Linked DNA regions of Mus musculus: regions 2 and 3 are each linked to region 1. A link is a loop called in an ENCODE intact Hi-C map of the cell type or tissue named here. Cell type or tissue: heart. All regions are shown on one strand. Region 1 holds the start of Soga1 (suppressor of glucose, autophagy associated 1). Region 2 overlaps Rab5if (RAB5 interacting factor). Region 3 holds the start of 4930405A21Rik (RIKEN cDNA 4930405A21 gene).

What was found. Peaks named below come from ENCODE experiments on the same cell type or tissue, not always from the same donor. Only the 100,000 strongest peaks of a DNase experiment are listed, where the experiment ranks them.
Region 2: it touches region 1 in a loop (8-fold over the local background); 10 of 42 quality-filtered maps call a loop at or near these places.
Region 3: it touches region 1 in a loop (5-fold over the local background); 2 of 42 quality-filtered maps call a loop at or near these places.

Annotation. Positions count from the first base shown.
Region 1 is chr2:157,075,812-157,083,811 of GRCm38, reverse strand. Soga1 (suppressor of glucose, autophagy associated 1) reads left to right here and starts at 4,547. Exons shown (of 15, transcript NM_001164663.1): 1 at 4,547-5,583. The coding sequence starts at 4,903. It also overlaps a transcript of Tldc2 not described here. In heart, CTCF peaks have their summits at 4,361 and 7,849; DNase peaks (open chromatin) are centred at 1,671, 4,501, 6,061, 7,981 and 1 weaker place; H3K4me3 peaks cover 4,475 bases; H3K27ac peaks cover 3,245 bases; H3K27me3 peaks cover 240 bases.
Region 2 is chr2:156,869,872-156,877,871 of GRCm38, reverse strand. It overlaps Rab5if (RAB5 interacting factor), which reads right to left. Exons shown (of 4, transcript NM_026124.3): 3 at 5,405-5,534; 4 at 4,309-4,829. The coding sequence ends at 4,788. Sla2 (Src-like-adaptor 2) reads left to right here. Exons shown (of 8, transcript NM_001356495.1): 6 at 1,901-2,050; 7 at 2,863-2,995; 8 at 3,335-3,721. The coding sequence ends at 3,452. Among named protein-coding and RNA genes, the nearest start is that of Rab5if, 11 kb to the right of the region's middle. In heart, a CTCF peak has its summit at 4,037 (motif pointing left); a DNase peak (open chromatin) is centred at 7,151.
Region 3 is chr2:156,717,373-156,725,372 of GRCm38, reverse strand. The region is part of intron 7 of Dlgap4 (DLG associated protein 4); the gene reads right to left. 4930405A21Rik (RIKEN cDNA 4930405A21 gene) reads left to right here and starts at 4,464. Exons shown (of 4, transcript NR_040505.1): 1 at 4,464-4,667. In heart, CTCF peaks have their summits at 1,922 (motif pointing right), 2,994 and 4,426 (motif pointing right); DNase peaks (open chromatin) are centred at 2,972, 4,472, 6,312, 7,872 and 3 weaker places; H3K4me3 peaks cover 4,989 bases; H3K27ac peaks cover 4,870 bases.

The sequences.
Region 1 (8,000 bases):
TATTATATGTAAGTACACTGTAGCTGTCCTCAGACACCAGAAGAGGGAATCAGGTCTTCTTACAGATGGTTGTAAGCCACCATGTGGTTGCTGGGATTTGAACTTAGGACCTCCAGAAGAGCAGTCAGTGCTCTTAACCACTGAGCCATCTCTCCAGCCCCCTTCCCCTACATTTAATAACTGACCACCAAGCACTCTGAGAGACCAGTGAGGTTTGCCTCGCTGTCCTGTTCTGTGTCCTCATGTCCTGAAGATTTGGTATGTGATTTGACAGGAACACCCCCTTGTCAGGTGACAGCCCCTTCAGAGATGCCACCGTTGGAATCCAGGGGCCAGGGGCCTAGCAGCCCTCCTCTGCCATGCAGCTCTCTTCACCTTTCTCTGCCACCAGACTGTTCATGGTCCCCTTCAGAAGGCCACCGTCACCCCAGGAATGACTTTTGTTGTGTATGGTGCTAAGAATGGAACCCAGGACCTTAGCACGCTAAGCAAGCATCCTACAATTGAGCTATATCCCTGGTGTTTAATTTCTTGAGAGAGGGTTTCTCTATATCCTCATGGGTGACCTAGCATTCACTGTGTTGCCTCAGATTTGGGGGTAGGGGGTTATCCTATGTGTATGAGCATTTTGCATGCTTGTCTCTACCTATACCACAGGTGTTCCTGATGCCCAGCAGATCAGAAGAGGTATCAGATCCCTTGGAACTAGAGTTACAGATGGTTGGTTGTGAGTCACCAAGTGGGTATAGAGAACTGAACCTGGGTCCTCTCCATAAGGAACACATGCTCTTAACTGCTGAGCCATCTCTCCTTCGTTTCTAGAGGTTGACATCAATGCGACTTAGCCTAGCGCAGTCAGGAAACAATGTATCCACTGTGTCTAGCACAGTCAGGAAACGATGTATCCACTCTACCTAGCGGTCAGGAAACAATGTATCTACTGGAGGGGAAAGGTGAGTGCCGGTGAAATACTCACACCAAGGATTACTTTCAAGTATGAAAATGGAGGCTTTTTGCAAAGGGTTTAGGAATGTGTGGGGAGTGTTTCCTCTGCTCTACTAAGCACGGAATCTACAATTCTGTATGATTTCAGCAACACAAGTTGAAAATAACCAAGAGAAAATGACCAGAAGGGGACATACCTGTGCTTACTGGGCCATCCTGCTATCCTCTGAACTCAGGTAGTTATGGCACCTGCCTGACATCCTCCCTCTGGGTCTCTCTTTGGACATCTCCACGGATGCTTCAAACTGACCCAGTCCTCTATGAACTGAGGCTCTCTTACCCTTCCATACCTCCAAGCCTGTCCTTCCTGCTGAAGCAAACAGTGGCTGTTCTGTCACTGCTCTGTCTCTAAAGCAGGTGACAGGAGATGAACTTGACATCACTCACTCGAGTCCTCGCTTCCGGCCAACAGTGTCTGGCTCTTTAAAGCAGAATGTATCCTTTTTCTATGGCTTCTAGATGCATCAGAGCCCGCTTAGCCCCCACAGTCATGTTCCTCAACCCCTAAGCTGTTCTTGTCAGCCGAGAGAGATCTACTTCCGGATGTAAATTAGATGCTGTGACTCCCTGCTTAGAGGTTCCAGTGTTTGTCACTGCACTGGGAACAATCCAATCCGTGCTTTCCGTTCCTTTATCTCCCAGGGGTTTCCAGCCACACTAATCACCCCTCCCTGAACATCTGTCACACTCTCTCCTCCTCCAGGGACATTGCCCTTGCTCTTCAGTCTGCCCCAGATTCTCTTCCCAGGCCCTTTGGCTAACTCAGCATACAGGTCACTTCCTCGAGAGGGTTCCCCAATAACCCCGTTCACATGGGTTCCATTTACCAGCCAGTGGCTTATTTCTTTCATGATTTGTATGATGAAAACAATCTTCACTTTAGTGAGTTAGTTTCTACTTGGTTTCCATCCTGTTGGTCAGTTTGGTAGCTTGATGGGAAAGCAGAAGCTGGTCTTCCATTTGGGTCACCATCCCCGCCACTAAAGCCACCATCGAAGGCTTCCTCCTTGACCGGATGTCTGACTTTGGCTGTGCATTCCAGTAACCCACTACTGTGTGAAAAAAAAAAAAATTGGGGCAGGCAAACCCTGGTGCCTTCAGAGAGTTGTTCTACAGTTTAGGTGGCAGGGCTGGTGAGAGAATTCACTTCTCTACTCCTCACTGGTGGTGGCTCCAGGCTGTCAGGGAAGCTTCTGTAAGGTCCGGTAGCCAGTGGGGACTAGAGCTAGAGTTGGCTGGACGGACTTTACGGGACCACCCCATGAGACCTAACCGTACTTTTCATGTGGTGACCGGATTCCACGGATGGAGAGAGGGAGCAACAGAGAAAGCTTGTGAGTGAGGGCTTGCCAGATGCCATGCCATGCCATGCCACAGAGGTCTTCTGCCCAGGCTGGAGGGCAGGAAGCAGACCCTGAGGCTGTTGGCAGTGCCAGGATGGCTATGAGAAGAGCTAGCGATCCGATGGGTGACAGCAACTCCTAAAAGTTGTCCTCTGACCTTTTATGTGCACTGTGGCATGTGTGCACTTGTGTGTGTGTGTATGCATGTGTGACATGCACACATTACTACTACTACTACTACTACTACTACTACTACTACTACTACTACTACTACAACAACAATTGGAATATATATCATGTGCTTCTTTTTGGAGAATGCAACCAGACATAAATTCCTTAATCCTGCTGGGCGGTGGTGGCGCAAGCCTTTAATCCCAGCACTCGGGAGGCAGAGGCAGGTGGATTTCTGAGTTCGAGGCCAGTCTGGACTACAGAGTGAGTTTCAGGACAGCCAGGGCTACACAGAGAAACCCTGTCTCGAAAAGCCAAAAAAAAGTTCCTTAATCCTTCTGAGACAAGAGTTGACAGACTTTTGTACTCCCAGCTGTTTGGAAAGCTTAAGCCCATGAATTCAAGGCCAGCCTGGCAATAAAATGAGACACCATCTTGAGAGAGAGGTGTGGGGGGAGAATTCTAAGATTCTTTGTTGAAATATGGAGCATGGTCTGCATTAGTGCCTACCCAGCTGAGGATGGTCTCATGCATATGCCCTCACACTGCAAAAACCCATGTTCTATAGGAAGCAACAAGTTTCAAGAACTGCACATTCTCTCTGTATCACTTCAATGAGCCCCTTAAGAGCAGGGACAATCACGATAATGAACTTGTAATGGACCCATTAGAGCAGGCTAGGACTGGACTCCGCGGCTTGGGTGTAGGAGGACTCCCCAGGGTCCTCAGGGTTCCCAGGTGCTAGGCAGACCTGCTTGTACTTCGAGGTGGATGGTGGGTCAATAAAAGAAAAAGGAGTAGACCTTGAACTAGTTGGCCATGATGTAGGTCAGGTTAGGAGAAAGGGGAGGAGCCAAAGTAAAGATGAGGGAAGAAGAGGAGGACGAGGAACCCATGGAAAAGAAGGGGGAAAAGAGAAGGGGAGAGAAAGACCGAGAAGGGTCTAAAGGAAGAAAAAGAGGCTGCATAGTGTGTGTGTGTGTGTGTGTGTGTGTGTGTGTGTGTACGAGCTACCTTCTGGGTGGCAAGAGACTGGGCAGCTACCATGCTGATGAGTGCCTTCCCAGGGCCAAAGAACTTACTATGGTTTAGGCACAGTGTGGAGAGGGCAGAGGTGAGGAAGGTGTAAGGGATTCTGAGAAATTAACTCTGATAGCCTGAATAGCTCAAGAGGAAAGAAACCATGCCCACCAATACTGGGGCCTTGGAGTCTGTGGTGGAGTCAATCTGACCCTGTTGGTATTCAGGGTCACAGTCCCATGCCAGCCCCTAACCGGCCTAGAACCTGCCCCCTAAGCACCTAACGGTCTGGCATCCTCAAGGCACAGCCTGAAGTTAATCGCAAAGACCATGAAATTGGGGTCGGGGAGACAAGACTATGCCCGGGTTCATAGGCAACTAGGGTGTGCAAGATCCAAGATGCACGCGGAACGCCACGGTTCCAATGGCAGCGGACAGATAGACGAGGCAAAAGGAGTCCAGCATACTCTGTAGGATCCATCCTGCTTCCTTCTCAGACCAAGAACCGACCGCGTGCCAGGTCGTGTTCAGTTTAAGGTTCTATAGGATGGGGTCGTTTGTCATGCCCAGTTAAAGGGGGCGGAGTTCGCGCAGGCTCAGCACCCACAAGGGGCGCGCGGCGCGGTGCTGGGTGTGCATGGATGCTGGCTCCGGCCCTTTGAGGTCCGCGGGGCCTCTGCCAGGGAATAGTCTCTCCTGTCGTCCACGAGGCCCCTACGGCGACGCCGGGCTTCCAGGCTCCTCGGCCGGGTGTGATCCCCCAGCCCGCAGAGGAGCGGCCGGCGGCCCGGAGCGGCGGGAGCGAGCCGAGGCCGCGGCTGCCCGGGCCCGCCTGACCCTCGAGGGGGTCGCTGTTGCCTCGCGGATCCCTCCCTCGCTCCCCGCTCGCGTCCCTCCCCGCTGCTCCCGCCGCGTCCGCCTTTTGTTCGCCGAGCCGCGCGCCCCCGAGCCGAGGCGGCGGGGCGGGGAGCTGGCGGGGCTGCGTGGGGGGCGGGCCGCGCCGGGCGGAGCCGGGGCCCTGGCCTCAGCCGGACTGGGAGTCCGAGGCGGCGATCGCCGAGCAGGCTGCAGTCGGGGTCCGGGCGCACTCCGGGGGCGCGGCGAGGCGGAGGGGGCGGGCACCGGGCGGAGCCGGAGTCGGAGTCGCGGCGCCTGGAGGAGATCGGGCCGCGCGCTGAGAGCACCGAGTGGCGGAGAGGCCGCGCGGCGCGGGGCAGGGCCCGAGCGCAGCCCCCGGACGCAGGAGACCGGAGCGCAGTCGCGGCCTGAGCGGCGGGAGCGCATCCGAGACCCGCCGCAGGGACACCCAAGCCGGCCACTCCCGGGCCATGCGCGCCGCTCGCTGAGACCCGGGGAGGCCGCGATGGAGACGCCAGCGGGAGAGTCATCGGCGCGGGGCTACGGCCCCCCGCCTGCGCCCGCGCCCGCCGCGGAGAGGAAGAAAAGCCACCGCGCGCCATCACCAGCCCGGCCCAAGGACGTGGCCGGCTGGTCTCTGGCCAAAGGCCGCCGCGGCACAGGCCCGGGCTCCGCTACAGCCTGTGGCACCGCGTCCTCGGCGAGGCCCGACAAGAAGGGGCGCGCGGTGGCTCCTGGTACCCGAGGCACGGGGCCTCGGGTGGCCGGGGTGCGCACGGGGGTCCGCGCCAAGGGTCGCCCTCGTCCCGGTACCGGGCCCCGCCCGCCGCCGCCGCCGCCCAGCCTCACGGACAGTAGCTCCGAGGTGTCGGACTGCGCGTCGGAGGAGGCGCGCCAGTTGGGCCTGGAGCTGGCGCTGAGCAGCGACGCCGAGTCTGCGGCGGGCGGCCCGGCGGGGACCCGCACCGGGCAGCCGCCCCAGCCAGCGCAGTCGGGGCAGCAGCCTCCGCGGCCTCCCGCCTCCCCGGATGAGCCGTCGGTGGCCGCATCGTCGGTGGGCAGCAGCCGCTTGCCACTCAGCGCCTCGCTAGCCTTCTCCGACCTCACCGAGGAGATGCTGGACTGTGGGCCCGGAGGCTTGGTGCGGGAGCTGGAAGAGCTGCGTTCCGAGAACGACTATCTCAAGGTGGGGACCTGGGGGGGATGGGGGAGGCGCAGGGGCGGGAGAGGACTGGTCATCCGGGCTCAAGAGTCCAGGGCGCTGACCAAGCAGGGAGAGTGCCCCACCTTCTCTTCCCACTTTTCCGGTGAGGAGGATTATGGATAAGACACCGAGTAAAGGACCCCAATGTGCACTTTCCCACCCGCGGTAAAACTGTTTTAGAGGACACGTTCTGATGGGTGAGTGGGGATAGTCAGCCAAGGCTGACCTTCCCCCCCTCTAACCTGCCCAGGACCCCGGTCCCAGATCAGCAGGCTTTCTCGGCTCTCTGTTCTGGAACCAATGTCCGTGTGTTAGGCTGCCAGGGAAACCGTGCTATCCCCTGGCAAGGAGAGGCAGAACACCATCCTAAGTCCTTACCCAGGGCTTCCCCGGCAGGCCTGTCCTCGCCTGCCTTTTGGGGCGGATCCAGTTTGAAAGCGTGACATCTGGGAACATCCCCTTGGCTCGAGTCCACTTCCGCCCAGTCTAACGGTCCCACAGCCTGGGAGGATGATGTCGTGGGAGAACTGGTTCAGAGGCCACTTCCTCAATCCCAGGATATTGTCTTCTGTCCCCTCTGAGAGAGGTTTGGGCAGACTTGGCCCGTGCTCCCTGTGGGAAGAGGGAAACTGTCCTGCTGGTTAGGGGTATTCCCTCTGTGTGTGGGCCTGGAGAGCTGTCTGGGAGAAGCAATCGTCGGTGACTGGGCACCTAGGTGCAGCCCATGCTCTGGCTGCCTCTTCTTTGACATGGTGGCAGCTATGGGGACAGTCCTGCCCTGGCTTCTTGACCTTGGTGTGGGAAGCTGGGATCTTCACGGGCTGCACTGCCGCTGCTGGAAGAGGCTACAGTATTGTCTGCACTTGACAGTTGATGGCCTGGCACAACACCCAGAGTGCCCTGGCCAGGAGCCATTGAGTTGACAGCACTCTAATGACATGTCTGCCCTGTGGCACTTAACTGCCTCTTGCTTCTACTGTCGGGGGAGTCTTCCTTAGGATGTTGGGGTGTCCCTCTTGCTTTCCTTTGGGTCCTCTATCCAGCATGTTCTCAGGAAACTCCTGTACACTAGAGGACACAGGTCTATCTGACAAAGGATTATTTACCACCTGTTTGTAGCCTGGGCCTTCCCCAAACCAGGCCTCCATTTTTTTTTTTTTTCAGTTAAATGGGAGTGTAAGTCTTCACAAAGGTGTTACTCACTGTTGACATTTGGGAGCTGGGGTTCAGTTAGAGGGCGAAGTCTTCTGAAGTCAGTGGTTAGAGTGCAGGCCCTGAGGATGGAGTCAGTCTTCCGAGATGCTCCTCGTGGCTTCCTGAATTCCCAGCCTGAGCTACTCCAGACCTGGACCCGAGCACCAGATGAGCACAACTCACAGTTCTTGGTTTGGTTTCTTCCTGCCCAGATCCCGGGCCCTTTCCTGTGCTCCCAGGAAGTGGTCAGACAGAGTCCCTAACTCCATCTGAAGCTACCCATGAGTATGTAGATGGGAAAGTGGTCCCAGGAGGCTGGGGGTCGAGTCCAGGTTCTCCTAGAGACCAAGACTGGGTTGAGTTCCAGTTCCAGGGCCAGACTGAGCCTCACTTTCTGCCAACCATTCAGTTGAGTTTTTGGGCGAAAGCTTCAGGCCCCTGTTGGATCTGTAGCTTCCTGGCTGTGTAATCTTGGGCACATTACTTACCATGTTTGGACCTGAGTTTTCTCATCTTAAGACTTGAATAAGTACACACAGATCATCCTTAAAGATTAAATGTGCACGTAGCTAGAGCATTTGGCACGGTAGGAAACTTCAGATGCGGTGGCTGAGATCTCCTGCTGCTCTCAGGATGGAGAGCATGGTGCCTTGTGCATCTGTCACATTCTTTTGTGGATTCTATGGGATCAGGCTGGGGTCTTCCTCCTTACCTCGAGGCCATCCATCCATCCATCCATCCAGTCAGTCACTGTTTGCTTAGAGCAGATTTTGGAGTATGAGTGAACTAGGGAGAGCCTCTGTGACACCAAGAGTTAAACAATAGTCACAACAAAACACAATGCGCCTGGTGATAAGGGTGAGCTTTGTGGAGGTGGGGCAGAGGACTCATGGAGGCCAGGAGTTGGGAGATGATGTAGACAGCCAAATGAGGAGCTGCAAGAAAAACATTCTAGACTGAAGAAAGTTGGGCGAGTGAGGAAGGGAGCCATGCCAACTCTTGCTGCATGCATTCAGGCAGTACCCACACTGCTCTGCAGGGCTGTTTTCCACAGTGTCTGCCCTCACGGAGATACAGTAAAAGCCCTGGGAGTGTGGACTGTACACCTACAGGGCAGCTTCTTACTGGAGGTGTTATGTTGTCACAGTGCCAGGGGCTGGCTTAGCCAGAGCAGGAAGGCGACCTGCTCCAGGCAGCCAGGGCTG
Region 2 (8,000 bases), 210 kb after region 1:
CCTCGGGCCTGGTGCCAGAGTATAGTGACCACCCTATGTGCTGTTCATTCTGCCCTCTGACGTAAGAAGGGGCATGTACAAGGGAAATTCATGGAGTTAGGTAAGGGAGGGGCCAAGAGGAATCCGTAAAGATCTTCAAGGACTTGGAAGGATACACAGAAAAGTTGGGACCAGCGTCCCTATTGCCAGCTAGCCAGCCCGAGGGATCCTCCTGTCCTGTGTCCTCAGGACTAAGATTACAAGCATACATCACCATGCCAGGCCTTTCACATACATCTGTGCTGGGGTTTGAACTCAGGACCACATGCTTGCAAAGCAACTACTTCTCAGTCAATCAGAAGGCCACTTACATCAGAAGCAGAAGACCCCGAGTTAGAGCAAGTTGGTACATGCCAGAAACCCAGCACTTGGGAGACAGAGCCCAGAGGACCAAGAATTCAAAGTCACTTTGAGCTACATAGAGACTGCAGGGCATATGTGTTCTGTGTGAGACGCTGTCTTGACAGAAGGCTAGCAGTGATGGTGCGCTAACTCTAGCACTCAGACAGAGAGACAGGAGGATCACCCAGGAATTCAAGGCCAACTTGGACTGACAGTGAGATCTAGGCTTAGCCGGAAGTTCAGAGTAAGGCCCTCACCTACAAAATAAAATAATTAAAGGCAGAGGGGGCCAGAGGATGCCTCAGTCTGAGAAGTAGCTGCTTTGCAAGCATGTGGTCCTGAGTTCAACCCCCAGCACAGATGTGAAAGGCCTGGCATGGTGATGTATGCTTGTAATCTTAGTCCTGAGGACATGGGACAGGAGGATCCCTCGGGCTGGCTAGCCTACACATATAAAAACCCTTCCCTTGCTGACCTTTTAGGATGGCTGTCTCCCAAGCATGAGCCTGCCCTCTCCTCCCGGCTCCCTTTCCACAGCATAGCTTAAGCTGAAGGGCACATGTACCTAGCCTGGGTAAAGAGATCACTTTCGTTCATTGCTTATAGACCTGAGGGTTTCTATCCAGGGATGCAACAGAATTACCTACAGGAATACTGCACACCCAGCTTGCTGACAGGGTCCTAGGCTGGGGTTGAGCATGCTCCTCGCTCACACTGCTGGCCTGGGGAACTTACGCTGAGAACTAGTTCTTAGCTGTTACGTTGGAATCGCCTTGGAGAAGCTTATAACACGGATGCCTGCACACCGGTTTAAATGACCAGGAATGTGTCTTGGGATCTGGAATCTGAAACAGTGAGGCTCCTCACTGGACAAGGGCACGTTTGTAGTGAAGTAGAGCAAGAAACCCCAGTGTGTGCTGGAGTCGGGAGTCCTGGAGAGTCAGACCTATTTCAGATACTAAGTGACAGTCTGCATTTTTGTTCTGTGGTTCAAGGGCCCAAACCCTAAACTGACACTGAGTTCTAGTATCCTGTGTGATGTTACATAGAGTGCTGGTTCTCAGATCAGTCATTGGGATGCTCTGGTCTTTGTGTGAGGTCGTGGGGATTTCCTAACACATAGTAGTGTGCACACTAGGCCAGCACTTTACCGCTGAGGTACCAACCTCTGAACTTTACTGTACTAGTGGCCCAAACAGGCTGTTTGTGAGCATGGTATCTATGAAGAAGAGCACCGTTAACACCAAACTTTCCAGAGTGACTTTCTCTCTGGCCATGGTGACATCTACTTACTTTCTCATTCCAACCCTGTGCCACCTGAGTCTTTATCCATACAGCCGATATTTAATGCTCACCCATCCTGAGGACCACAGAATCCTATTACAACTAATAGTCTTTATCCTGCCTTTGACCCCAGCATCCCCCTGAAGACTGGGCTGTGGCTATTGTTTGTTCCTTCTTCCAACCTCGGCAGGGCTGAGTCTCTACCTGGACCCACCCTGGACCCTTTCCTCCTTAGGCTGCTATTCCCTGTCCGTCCGACTCAGCCGCCCTGCATCTTGGGACCGGATCAGACACTACAGGATACAGCGTCTTGACAATGGCTGGCTGTACATCTCACCTCGCCTCACCTTCCCCTCACTCCACGCCTTGGTGGAGCATTACTCTGGTATGTATGGCTTACATTTTGCCTCCACTGCAGACTGGATGAGGGGCCTAGGAGATAGTCAGTTGTGCCCTTAGAGGCTTGACCTGCTGGAGCTATACAGAGGAGGCACTTCTGCTATCGATCCTTATGCAGCCCTTGTGCTAAGATGTGAGTGGGAGCTGCCTCCATCCCATGATGACAAAGAACTACAGGCCAACCATGAGCCTGGCCAGAATCTCACAGGCAACGGTGATTCTAAATTAATGTGCACAGAAGCTGAGTTCTTCCCACAGGAACCAGACTGTGCTCTTCCTGGGTGCAATGCAATCCTTAGCTAGCATTTCTGATGTCAAGGAGACAAAGGGGAAAACCTTATTGGCAGTGGTGGTGCACACCTTTAATCCCAGCACACAGCGGGTGGAGGCAGGCAGATCTGAGTTCCAGGCTAGTCTGGCCTACAGAGTGAGTTCCAGGACAGCCAGGGCTAGAGAGAAAACCTGTCTTGAGGAAAGAAAAAAAGTATGTGTGTGTGTGTGTGTGTGTGTAGGGGGACACCTCTTGAGAAAGTTGACTTGGGGTTTCCTACAAGGTGGTTCTATACAGTAGGTACGATGGGTCCCAGGCTGACCTCTCCCTACTTGCTTCTCAGTTTTACACAGAATTAAGTACCCCATAACTTTGTCCAGTTGACCTTTACCACCTGTCTGCCTTTATGAGACCCATCACTTGAGACTTCACTTCCTATTACTTTTTGGCAACCATGCCCTCAATATGCCAAGCACAGAAAACTCCTGGGGCAGGTACCATATCACAGGTTTGGATCTCTTCCACAGAGCTAGCAGATGGCATCTGCTGTCCCCTCAGGGAGCCGTGTGTCCTGCAGAAGCTTGGGCCACTACCTGGCAAAGATACACCTCCACCTGTGACTGTGCCAACATCATCACTAAATTGGAAAAAGCTGGACCGGTAAGAATATTTGAAACATAAAGGCAGAATAAGAAATAGACTCACAACCCACAATGGGGCTGTCACATTCAGGGACACTTCTAGAGTGCAGCCAGGCTGAAGCAGTGTAGAGGACAAGGCAGAGTTGGGAAAGGGAGGCATGGACCTCAGGGGAGCCAGGTAGGATGTAGGTTAGGCTGGGTGGGTGATCACAGTCCTGCATAGGGAGGTAAGATGGAGTAAGATCAGTAAGAAATGAGGAGCCTGAGTTTGTCAGTGACATGGTGCTATTCTGAGGCAATGAACTGTGTGGCAAGCACAGGGGAAGTGACTCCTTCACCCGCTGTCCCCCATCCACAGCAGCCTCCTGTTTCTGGAAGCACCTGCGAGTGGGGAGGCATCTCTGCTCAGTGAGGGGCTCCGAGAGTCCCTCAGTTCCTACATCAGCCTGGCTGAGGACCCCTTGGATGATGCTTAGCCCTGGAGCACAAAGAGAAAGGGAACCAAGACTGTGGCACCGAGAGCTCCAACTCCGCTGACCCTGACAAAGCTCCAGGAGGCAAGGCTGGGAGAACAGAGACGGCTGGGGTGGGGCACAGACACTCGGGGCCTCACCTGGGCTTTCTGATAAGTCATGTATCTCCTAAGGCCTCACCCCTACCTACTACTTCTAGTCCATGTGCAGTGCAGTTCAAAGCAGGGCTGGCCTCTACAGAGAATAAAATACTTCTGAGGTCTGATAAGTCACTTCCTGAGAGAAATGTCCAGTACAGCAGCTACTCAGCCCTACTAAAAGACAGAGAGAGCATCACTACCATGGAGAGAAAAAATATTGGGAACGCTCACAAGTCTTTTCCAGAATGCAAACACATCTCAGATGGTAGGATGGCTCAGAAAGCATTGACAAGAGGAACACTGGATGGCTTTACCGCAGTAGACCCCACCTAACTCCCACGCACGAGGAAGACTGACAATCCAGATCTTCCCATGATCTCCCATCAAGTCCTTTCAGCCAACTTCAGTGTTCAAACAGCCAGGTCCTCCCCATACCCCCGTTTTGCCACCTGGTGGTCAAACACAAAATGACACCGTTTAAATCTCACATCTAGCCCAGTCACCTATCTCAGTACTGAGTCAGGACATCAGGTGGTGGACCCTCTCTGAAATGCCAATACCAACTCCAGCCAAAAGAGAAAGAGTCTGGCTGCTACTGCTGCTGTGGGAGGAGAGGGAGGAGGGAAGAGAGCAGGGGCTCTGCTAAACCCTACTCCTAGGTTCAGAGGGTAAGGTCAGTAGGTAAGCAAGGCTTTAGTTTACCAGGCATGCCAACACACTTTCAGTTAAAGATTTGTTTATTCAAGTTTCTGAAAACATCCTACAATGGAGACTTATTAGATGGCTGCTTGTATTGTACCATGGACCACACACATGGTGTTTTCAGAAGACTTGAGATGCAGTGATGGTTTAAAAACTGTACACCTGACGGAGAACCAAGGAAGACAATGTTTCATCCGGATCCAGAGGCGCATCAAATTCAACAGCAGCTCCACTCGGCAAACAGCTGTTACATGATGGTATCCAAGGAAAAACAGTTGACAATGGACAAATTCAGAAATGCTTCCCCAAAGGCGGATGGTTCTTTGAAAAGTTTCACAACCCTTGCGGAAAATACTGATGTCCAACACGTTGATTCTAAGTTCAGGAGACGTGGGTCTTCCCGGTTCCACGCGGCAGGAGTGCCCCAATTGGCATGTACCTGTGCTGTAGTAAAAGGGTCCTTCGGACTGGACAGAAGACACGGGAGCAAATGCCATCAGTCATAGTGGATGGCAGTGTAAAAGATGATCCAAATGACCTACGGGAGACACAAGCAATATTCATATCGTCACCTGGATCAACACAGGCTCCTCCCCCACATGAAGGCAGCAATGTATAAATCTGAGGTCTTTAGGATGTTCATAAAGGATAATTATCATTAATCTCAAAACATCAAAGAAAAAGTCTGTTCCCACGGTCACTTGCCACCTCTCTCCGGAGCTTCAGGTACTGGCAACCACTAACCTACTTTCTGTCTCTGGCCCTGTGTATTCTGTATTTTACTAAGGGGACCATGTAGCCGTAGAGTCTTCCACTTGGCATAATGTTTTCAAGGCTCACCTATGCTCAGGAGCAGACAATCATCATTTCACTGTATGCATAGCAGACACTTTACACTTCAGATTACAGCCGTGGGAGCCGCTGCTTTCCCCTGGATATATTTCATATACACATATCTAAATTCTTGGCTTTTTTTTCTTTCTTTTGAGGATAAGGTCTTTCTATGTACCTCAGTCTGAACTCAAATTAATAAGTCAATGAGTGTTTTCTCTGAGCAACCTGGCATCTCATTAAATAAACAGAAGGTGTTGTAGAACTACCAGCCACACATACCATGAACAAGGCAAATGATGTCATAAAGCCTTCTTTGGTGAGCTCCCACGTGCCCCCATATTCTTCCTCGTCGATTTGTAGGTAGTTACTGAAGTAGAGATACAGAACTCCTGCATTGATCAGGCAGAATCTGGAGTGAGGGGAATCAACACCAAACACAAACCGTAAGCTCTGAGGCCGCAGGCTCTCCCCTCACACCCATGTTCCAGTTTATTCTTCGTCTATGGGTGGTATCTCCCTACCCTGCCCTGCCCTGCCCAGGCAGGGGATGACTCCCAGACAAAAGTTCCAATCTTAGGAAGACAGGCTCAATCTGTTTACTTCATCATGAGTGTCTGGGTAAGTCTATCCAGAGGGGCCTCAGCTTCCTCATAGACAGACAGACATACACACACACACACACACACCAACAGGGGGCCTCTGATAGTTATTAGGTTTGGAGAAGTGAAGGAAATAATTCAAATGTCTAGACCTTAAGTGGAGCTGCCTACCCAACTAAGCTGGAGATTTAAGGAAGGAACAACTACTCTTAGTCACAAGCGTGAAATAAAACATTTAAAGCAGCCGGGCATGGTGGCGCACGCCTTTGATCCCAGCACTCGGGAGGCAGAGGCATACGGATTTCTGAGTTCGAGGCCAGCCTGGTCTACAAAGTGAGTTCCAGGACAGCCAGGGCTACACAGAGAAACCCTGTCTCAAAAAAAAAACCAAACCAAAGCAACAACAACAACAAAAACCATTTAAAGCACCGGGCAGGGGTCTCAACGCAATGGCAGAACACTTGTCTAGTGCTCTAGACACACTCAACTTTGAGTTCCATTCCTAGCACTGCCCCAATTCTCCAATCTACACTTTTTTTTTTGGAGATAGGGTCTCACTATGTAGATCAGCTAACCTTAAGCTCACAAGAGGTCTCCTGCCTCTGCCTCCTGAGTGCTGGGATTAAAGGAGCACACCACCACCACACTCACTCATTCTCCAATGTAAAGCACACAATTTCTCTCAGCCTCCTCGAAGAAATCAGCATGGCTGTCGTGCCACCCTAAATAAGACCTACACCAGCCATAAGCCTCAACACAGCTCCTGTTGAAGGACGGTCAGGGGACAGACATATTTAATTGCTTTATGGCCTAGTAAAGCAAGTAAAAACATTGTTTGCTCTCTGCATTAATTCCCAAGAGAAGGCCATTTATGAATAGCTTGTTACTCAGTGACGAGGTAAACCAGATACCCTTGGCTCCAGTTTATCATCTATTAGGGGCTAATAACAGCAATGGGAATGGAGTCGAAACTGATGATTGATGAAGCCCATCCGTCTGACCCCAGGATGTATTGAGCTGATCAGAAACTGAACACAATGGATAGAGAGGATGGGAGGAGTGCGCACGTGTGTGTGGGATGATGCAGATTGTTTCCAAGGAGTGGAGCTCAGACTGCTGCAAGGAAGCACTCAGTGCACGGGTGATCGGTGGGATCACTGTATCCTATTGCAGGTGAGAGGACTGGGGTACAGGCTTCACCGTTTGGCTTGTGGACAGTAATATAATGGCTTTCTCATGAACGGAAGGAACAGGAGTGGGGAGCAAATGTGTCTTGGAGATGAGCACGTGGCTGAAGAGGTAAGAGGAGACAAAGGCATTTTGTTGAGTGCAACTGTTCTTGGATTTCAAAGAAACGAGGCTTTTGATTATACTGTAGCCACACCCTCATCTTCTGCCAGAAATCTTGGCATCTGGCCACCTCCCATCCCCCAAAGGACCTTTATTTTGGACAGGCTGACTTACTCGTTCTAGCTAGAGACTGATACTCGAAAGCTTAGATAATAAGCTAGCTCTGGAGATGGGTCAACCCGTGCCTGCAATCCAATACTTGGGAGGTTGAGGCAAGAAGGACTGCTGGAATTTCAAGGCCAGTCTGGGCTAGAATAAGAACTGTCTTTAAGAACAAAAAGGGGCTGGAGAGATGGCTCAGCAGTTAAGAGCACTGGCTGCTCTTTCAGAGGTCCTGAGTTCAATTCCCTACAACCACACGATAGCTCTCCACTATATATTACTGTAATTCCATGGCATCAGGTGTGCAAATAGATGTTATGTACATACAAAACAATTATTTAAAAAAAGCTGGGCAGTGGTCCTACATGCCTTTAATCCCAGAGGCATTCTGATCTTTGTGAGTTCGAGACTGGCCTGATCTACAAAGTGAGTTCTAGGGCAGTGAAGGCTACACAGAGAAACCCTGTCATGGGTGTGTGTGTGTATTTGGAAAAACCAAACCAGATTAGCCCACAGTGATAATGAGCTGATGTGGAGGACCGTGGAGTGAGTGATGGGGTGACAAGGAAAAGGCTGACACAGGCACTTCCTTCCTTTCAGGAGTAATATCCAATGCAGACAGCCATCACAGAAAGAAAGGCTTAACTTTATGGTAAGTGAGGTTAGAGGCAGGGGTGAGGAAGCCCTAGAAGGACCTCATCCTAATTGTGTATTCAAATCACTACTGAATAAATGAGGAAGAGTCATACAGCAGGTAAACCCAGTATGAGGTGGAAACAAAAAATAGTTCCAGGTCATTCTTGTATTTGGAGGATGAGGAAGAA
Region 3 (8,000 bases), 360 kb after region 1:
AGACAACCTCAGGGAGTAGCGGTTTGTACCACAGAGGGGACAGCAAGACACATGTATCGGCTTAACTAGGCAGGAGCTTCTCGTGTGGAGCTCTGGGGAGTGGCGATTCAGAGACACCACTGCAACCTTCTGCCAAGAGCCAGGAGACAGTTTCCCAAGTCCACCGGAGCTTCTGGGAGGAAAACATTTGGGCATGTGGCATCTCCATCAGGCAGTGGCCCTCAGGGAGTGTCTGGTTGCTACTCTGGATGAAAAGCCAGGGAAGGTGATGACTCAAGTTCCCGCCCCACCTCAAGCCTTTAAATGTGAGATGAGCTCAGAGGCTGGGGAAATGTCAAACAAACCCAACCAGAACAGGTGCCAGAACAGGCACTGAGTGACAGGCTACCAGGCAGAAGCCGCAACCTTTGAAGTAATGCTGTGGGCAAAGGAAGCAGAGGCCTGAGGATGCCCAGACACTGCCATGCTGCCAGACCCAGAGTAGGTGCATGTCCCTCTGCAGGCCCCTGCATCTTACAGTTAACTGAAATCGGAAGAACCTCAATGGCTTCTGACTGTTGTGAGGTGCAATGGTCAGGAAAATGATGGTGAATTACTTGATGCCCCCAAAGGCCCTGGAGACACCACTTCTATTACTACTGCTTACATACAGTTGGGGTACATTCCTACATCTCATTACTTGAACCCCAACCACAAGGGTGAGGGAAGAGGCTGGCGCTGTCTTGTTCCCACAAAGAAAAATCTGACCAGATATTATGAGGAGGGAAAAGCTCACATTTATTAAGGGCCTACTGTGTACAGGTTTTTATTTATATGTACATAATCTTATTTAATTGTCTCCACAATCCTATGGTATAAATGATTTTTCAGAGTCCAGATGAGGAAAGCACAGGCATTGAATGACAAGACTGATCAGAACCAAGTATGAATAGCTTTAAAACCCACAATATTCTGCACCTGTATACAAGCCTGATCATGTCTGGTATGCTGACTCAGCTCAAATACTGTCTCTTCCTGGAAGCCTTCCCAGCCCACACAGGCCCTCTCCCATAAAAGCCCCCAGCTGTCCTGAGTATACAGCTGACAGCACTCAGCACATTACTGCTCCTTACTCTGATCAGGCATACTTTTAAATGGTAGGGCACAGGAATGCACAGGTGGCCCGAGAATCTCAAATGTCAGCTACAAAGACCCAAGACATAGATATATTCAACACCCCCATTCTTCAGAGGGAAAAGCAGAGCTCCACCAGGAGACCAGCTGTCTGAAGTCACATGGCAGTTGAGCACCAGAACTGGGGACAAAACCTTGGCATTTTGCCTTGCAACTTAAAAAATAAAAAGACTATTTTTTTTTTTTAAAGAATCAGTCCTAGGATAAGACTTTTTATTCCAATTTAAGTTAGAAAGATGACAATAAAGGGACAGTCACTGCCTGAGATATAGGGACTAGAGTCCTGACTCCTCCACTTCTGGGTCAGGTAACAAGCCCTTTTACCTTCCCAATGCAGTCTCCATGGATTGTGCCTATCACAAGGCACACACAGAGACTGATTTTACACACCAGGGGCAGGTAGTACCAGCAAGGCAGTGACTTAAGACATGGCCATGAGACAGGCCCTCCTGGCTCTTCTTTTTTTTTTTTTTCTTTTATATATATAAAAAAAGATTTATTTATTTTATGTATATGAGTACACTGTAGCTGTACTGATGGTTGTGAGCCTTAACGTGGTTGCTGGGAACAAGGCTCTTCTTTTTTTCTTTTATACATAAAAAAAGATTTATTTAATGTATATGAGTACACTGTAGCTGTACTGATGGTTGTGAGCCTTAATGTGGTTGCTGGGAACAAAGGTTGCCCACTCCGGTCGGTCCCACTCACTCTGGCCTAAAGATTTATTCATTATTAAATCTAAGTACACTGTAGCTGTCTTCAGACACACCAGAAGAGGGCGTCAGATCTCATTAAGGATGGTTGTGAGCCACCATGTGGTTTCTGGGATTTGAACTCAGGACCTTCAGAAGAGCAGTCAGTGCTCTTAACGGCTGAGCCATTTCTCCAGCCCCCTCCTGGCTTTTCTTGACTTTCACCTTAACTGTAAGATGCAGGGACTATGATATCTAGTCTCACTCCCTGTTCCAAAGTTCTAGAACATCCTAGAGCCCTTGATAGCAGACCCCAGCTCTCAGCAGAACCTTTCAACTAGGACCTTTGTGCTCCACGCAGAGAAAAGCAGCCGTGGCTCACCACATGCTGGCTGACTTTGTTTTCAGGCACCACTAGCAGGGTCCAACCTTAAATAATAAATGGCACACAGAAAATTCAAACGTTCCCCAGCACAAGCACCTCTCTGGGCATACCAACTTATTTTCACACACCGAGGAGAAGCAAGATGGCACTGGGGATTCTGGAGAGGTGGGCACACTTCTTAACCAGATGGGAGTGGACGAGTCCTGGGCACCTGCTCTGTACCCTCTCAGGGAAGCTTTCTCTCTGGGACTCTCAAAAGGCAGGTTGACAGTTTACAAAGCATATGCCTCACTTGATCTTCATGACACCCCTTGGTACCACTACCCCCATTCACCATCCCTTTTACAGATGGAACACCTGAGACTTAAGTGCAAGGGTCACAGGCAAAGTCAAACTTTTTAGAGCTGGTCTAATCAAGATTTCAGAGTCTAAGACAGCCAGATACAATAATCAAGAGTATCATTGTAAGGGCGATTCCTCTCCGATTCATCCTGGTCTCAGTAAGACCAAGTTTTACAGACCTCTGTTCACCTGCCCACTCAGGGTAGCTTGAAAAGTTCTGACCACAACCATATAGCCCAGCTGTCTAAGAAGCCACACCCCCTGCAAAATTTCATTACTCAAGTTGGCAAGAACGCAGCCCCCACCCCCAGCTGGGTCTAAATAAACGCCCAAGTGATATCACATCCTGCTGTCGGCTCCAAAATAGCCCAGGCCTGCCCACAAGCGATCACAAAGTGCCAGGCCATGCAGGGCCAAACCAGCAGGGATACCCAGCCCAGGGCGCACTCCACACACTTAAGCAACTCAAGCAGAAGCCTCAGGGCAGGAAGGCCCTTTCCCCCCAACCCCCTCGCCAGACAGCCTGGCCCCACCATCCTTGTTCCCCTGGTCCAGAGGCCCCACAGCCTCATTACCCCAGCGCCAGCCCCTGCCCCAGCGCCAACCCCATGGAGCCTCTGCCGCGGCCAGCCTGCGGGATGACTCCGCCCGGCCCGACCCGGACACCCCACCACTCACATTGCTTCAAGAGCTCCAGACACAAAGCCATGAGGGCCGGATGGGGGTCAGAGACCCAGAGACCCGGCAGAGACAGAAAAGGGAGAGGGAGTGACAAGGAGCAGAGAAAAGGGGCGACAGGGGATCGGGCAGAGAAGCAAAGGAGCAAGAGCCCCGGGCAGAGAAGGCTGAGGCAGGCGTTAGAGACAGCAATGAGACCACCGACACAGACGCGTGAAAGAAGCAGGGAGAGCAAGGGGGGTGGGGGGGACCGGGTCCAGAGAAGTGGGACGCTCGGAGAACAAGGAGAGACAGTGACAGCGACAGCGGACAAATCCAGGAAAGGCAGAGGTTCTTAAGTTAGGGAGCTGGGGAGACACTGGGGGTTCAAGGAGACCACTAAGGGATGTAAAAGGTTCTGATAGCTATGGGAGGCTCCGGAGAAGTGGGAAACCCTCCGGGAAATGCGGACTAGGTGGAGATAACCCCCAGGAAATCAGGGGCACATGCATCAAGAAGGACCCTCAAGATGTGTGGTAAGCTCAGGAAAGGCCTGGGGGAGTGGAGTGTGTTCTGAAGGAGAGGCCCCAAAAGATCTAGGGAGTCCAGAAGAATGGGGGTGCCAGAACCCGTGGCTGTAAGAGAGGAGAGGAGCGCTGGGAGAGGGGACCCGAGATCCTGGAGCGAGGGAGGGGCCGAGAGCGCGAGAGCAGAGACAAAGAGACAGCGAGCTAGGGAGAGACAAAGCGGGCTCAGCGGAGACACGGGCCCGAGGGCCAGTGGCCCGACAGAAGGACGGAAGCGCGGGCGAGCGGGCGGACGGACAGACGGACAGACGGGAAGACGGGGCAGGGCAGGGCCGGGCGGAGGCGGCGCCCGTCTCCTCGCGGGGCCGCGGCTGCTCCGGGTGGCGCTGGGCGGGCCCCGGGCGTCCGGGCTGAGGAGGCGGCGGCGGCGGCGGCGACGACGTGGGTCGGACAGACGGACGGAGTGACGGATGGACTGGCGGCAGCTGCGGCCAGCGGCGGGCACTCACCCTCCTCCCTCACGCGGCCCGGCCCGAGGCTCCGGTTTTGTACGCCCGAGAGGCGGGGCCTCCGGGTTAAAGCCCCGCGCCGGCCCCGCCCCTCGCGTCAGCCGCGCGCGCGTCGCCCGGGATTCCGGGGCCGCCAGGGGGCGCGCGCAAGCGGGACACAGCGCAAGCGCGCACGCGTACCGCGCGGCCCACGCCCTGGCCGGCCGGTCTTGAAAGGGAGTGCGCGCCCGCGCCAACTCGCGCATGCCCGAGTGAGGGGCTCCGCCCTCTCGAACCGCCCCGCCAAACCGGTTCCAGCTGGAACGCAATGCGTGGTCTGTACGGGAGTTGGAGTGGCCGTCCGTCCCTGCGGGCTCACCCTGGTGGCGACGCCTCGCTGTAGGTAGGGAAACTGAGGCTGAGGAGAGAGCCCACCGTGGGCTTTCTGTCCCGCACGCGGGTCCTAGCTACTCAGCCGCGCAGTTTCTAGTTGCCTCTTTGCCTCATCCCTTGCTGTGCTCCCAAGGGTCCTAAGGACGGGTTCAGTATCCCACTTGTGTGACCTTAGGTTAGATGCTTAACCTTTCTGTGCCTCTGTAAAATGTGACAACCGAGTGAGCCCCCTCCCCGCCCACAGACTGACAGTCCATTTACAGAAGGTTCTGCCAAGCACAGATCTTTGCTGCCTGGCAAGCCCGCTGGTTGCCTGCTTTCTGTACTGGGATCTGACAGAGGACTGTGGGAAATGAAGAAGGTAACACTGTTTCCAGTCTACCTTTTGCATTAAGACACAATAATGGCAAAAGCAACAAACTTACTTGATGCCAGCACTGTGCTAAGCACTCTAAAAGCAGGAGTTGGCTACACCATGCTATTCAGTTTCATTTGCTTTAGGTGAAAATACAAAGTAAATTCTTGAATGGCTATGACACCTCATGTGTTGCTGTGTCCTTTCGATTCAGTAACACTTCTTGCATAACCTTGGGCAAGTCCCCCTTTCTCTTTGGGATTCCCCAGTGCTGAGTATCCCCTGGAGAGAAACCAGGCAGAGACAGAATTTTCACCAGCAAGTCTTTGACCCTTTGATCCAGCTCACTCTCTTGAACAGAAGAACTAACTCACTGGCAGCTTCAATTTGGACTTCACCAAGTCTGAGACCTTGGTCCTAGAGGAATGTCAGCACCCTTCTCTGTTGGTCACCCCCCTCCCAGCCCCCCGCCTCAGGTCCTGTAAGGTGTGTATGGGGACGATTTTGTGACTGACTGAGTCCTTGCCCAAGTCAGGCTAGCATAGAGGAGCAGTTGGCTGACCCAGGCCTGAGGTGTAACACTGGCACATAGGCCTCAGACCCTCCTGCATGAGCCTGGGCTTCTAGGAGAGGGTAAAGGGTCCTTTCCAGATAGACTGGCAGCTGGTTTCCCCTTTGGGTCACCATTTTGGTAAATCCCTTGAAAACTTGAAGCCGGGCGTGGTGGTGCACGCCTTTAATCCCAGCACTTGGGAGGCAGAGGTAGGCGGATTTCTGAGTTCGAGGCCAGCCTGGTCTACAGAGTGAGTGCCAGGACAGCCAGGACTATACAGAGAAACCCTGTCTCGAAAAACCAAAAAAAAAAAAAAAAAAAGAAAGAAAGAAAGAAGGAAAGAAAGAAAAGAAAATTTGAACAGTGAAAAGCTGTGCATTCCTGCTTTTGTGTGTCAACTTGACACAAGCTAGAGTCATCAGAGAGGAAGGAGCCTCAGGTGAGGAAATGCCTCCATGAGATCCAGCTATAAGGCATTTCCCCAATTAGTGATCAGTCGGGGAGGGCCCAGTTCATGGTGGTCCTGGGTTCTATAAGAAAGCAGGCTGAGCAAACCAGGGGAAGCCAGCCAGTAAGCAGCAAGGTCCATGGCCTCTGCACCAGCTCCTGCCTCCGGGTTCCAGCCCTGCTCGAGTTCCTGTCCTGACTTCCTCCAATGATGGTCTGTGATCTGGAAGCCAAATAAACCCTTTCCTCCCACACTTGCTTTTTGGTCATGGTGTTGTCGTCACAGCAACAGAAACCCTCACTAGGACAATCTGGGACGGGGACATGGCGGAATGTAAGGAGGAAGCCTGCCTTGTGCCCAGTGCTCTGAGCAGAGGTGCCTGTTTCAGCAGTAGGAAATGCTGGCAGTTGTCCAAGAAAGGCCTCCTGAATCCTACTCCCTCTGACCCTATGGCCCGGAGAGGACCAGTGTCCCCTGCCTGACCAGTATGACAGCCTCTAATCATCTTGTTCCCACTGCCAGATGATTCTCTGTTCTTTGTCAAGTCCTTGTGTGGCTTCCTTCCTAACCCCACAGGACAATGAAGAACCCAAGGCTCTGAGAAACATCTCCTTGACCTATTTTCTGAATAACCTTGACTGTGACACTTCCTCTAGGCTGTAGTGGCTTTGTGAACCATCCCACCCGCTGCTGTGATTGTGTGTGTGTGTGTGTGTGTGTGTGTGTGTGTGTGTGTGTGTGACTAGGTTAAGTCAGGAATGGCAGGTATGTGTAATTCTGGCCATAGCAGACATCACTAATTGGCAGTGATGCACTTACTCTACTTTAACTTAGATTAAATCTCAAACCTTAGCTTCAGGGGTAAGAAATGACACTCAAATTACAGGATGTTTGCCCCGACACTCTGGGGATTGGATGGGCTGAGCTGACAGGAATCTGCAGTGTGATAACCAGAGATTAGGGTGGACCAGGTTTGGGAGACCAGAACAAGGGATTTTGTCAGACTCCCTTCCTGTGTGTGTGCGTGCAGGGAAAGGAATGAAAGAAACCAGATGAGTTCTAAGGGATGAGAAAAAGGACAAAAAGAGGGGGAAAGCAGCCTGTGACTTGGATGGTCACAGATAAAGACCATTGGTCACAACCAAGATCTAGATAACCAATATGAGGCCCAGGGAGGGACACGTACCTCTTCAGTGCCACAACAGCACTGAAGAAAGTACCCTGGGCCTCTGAGCAGGAGCTGGAATGTTTTCTGGACTGGAACTTGTCCAACTCAGCCTGGAGCTTCCAATATGGGTGGAGAATGACCCTAAGTGTATGTATCTGTGTGTGTGTGTGTGTGTGTGTGTACACGCGCACACACAAGCTCTTGTGTGACCATATCACAATTGAAGATATAGAGAATGTAATTGGTAGGACCAGGGTGCCACACAGTAGTTCCCCCCACCCCCACGCCACTTGCTGAGGTCCCTGTGTGATATCTCAGCTTCTGAATCTGTGTGGTGTGATTCAGAGGGAGTGGGAGAGACACAGAAGGGAGGAGGGGAAAGCCCAAAACTGGGGAAAGGAAGAGAGACAGAGGGCTTTGGGAGAAACAGAAGGCGATGATTGGAGTGGGGGAGCTGAGGGAAGAGACGGCAGGGAGCCTTGTCACTGTTTTTGCTTCCTCTCAGGAGCATAAAGAAAGGAGAGGCAGGATGAGAGGCAGACCAAAGGGTCATATCCCGGCCCTCGTGCCCCCTCCCAGGTGTCCTCTGGCTGGGGAGGGGCGTGTACAAGTGGCAGCTGAGCCACCGCTGACCCGCCTGCCAGTCACCTGCCAGAGCTATTTCTGGAATGTGGAAACTGGGTCAGAAAGGAGGAGGGAGGAAGGCAGTGCTCACAACGGAGCTGGGAAGCTTCGAGTAGTGGGTGGGCAGCTACATGCCCCGCCCCCGCCGTGTCAGAGCAGTTGGTTCTGCTAGGTGCCCACTGCCTTAGGAGCTCC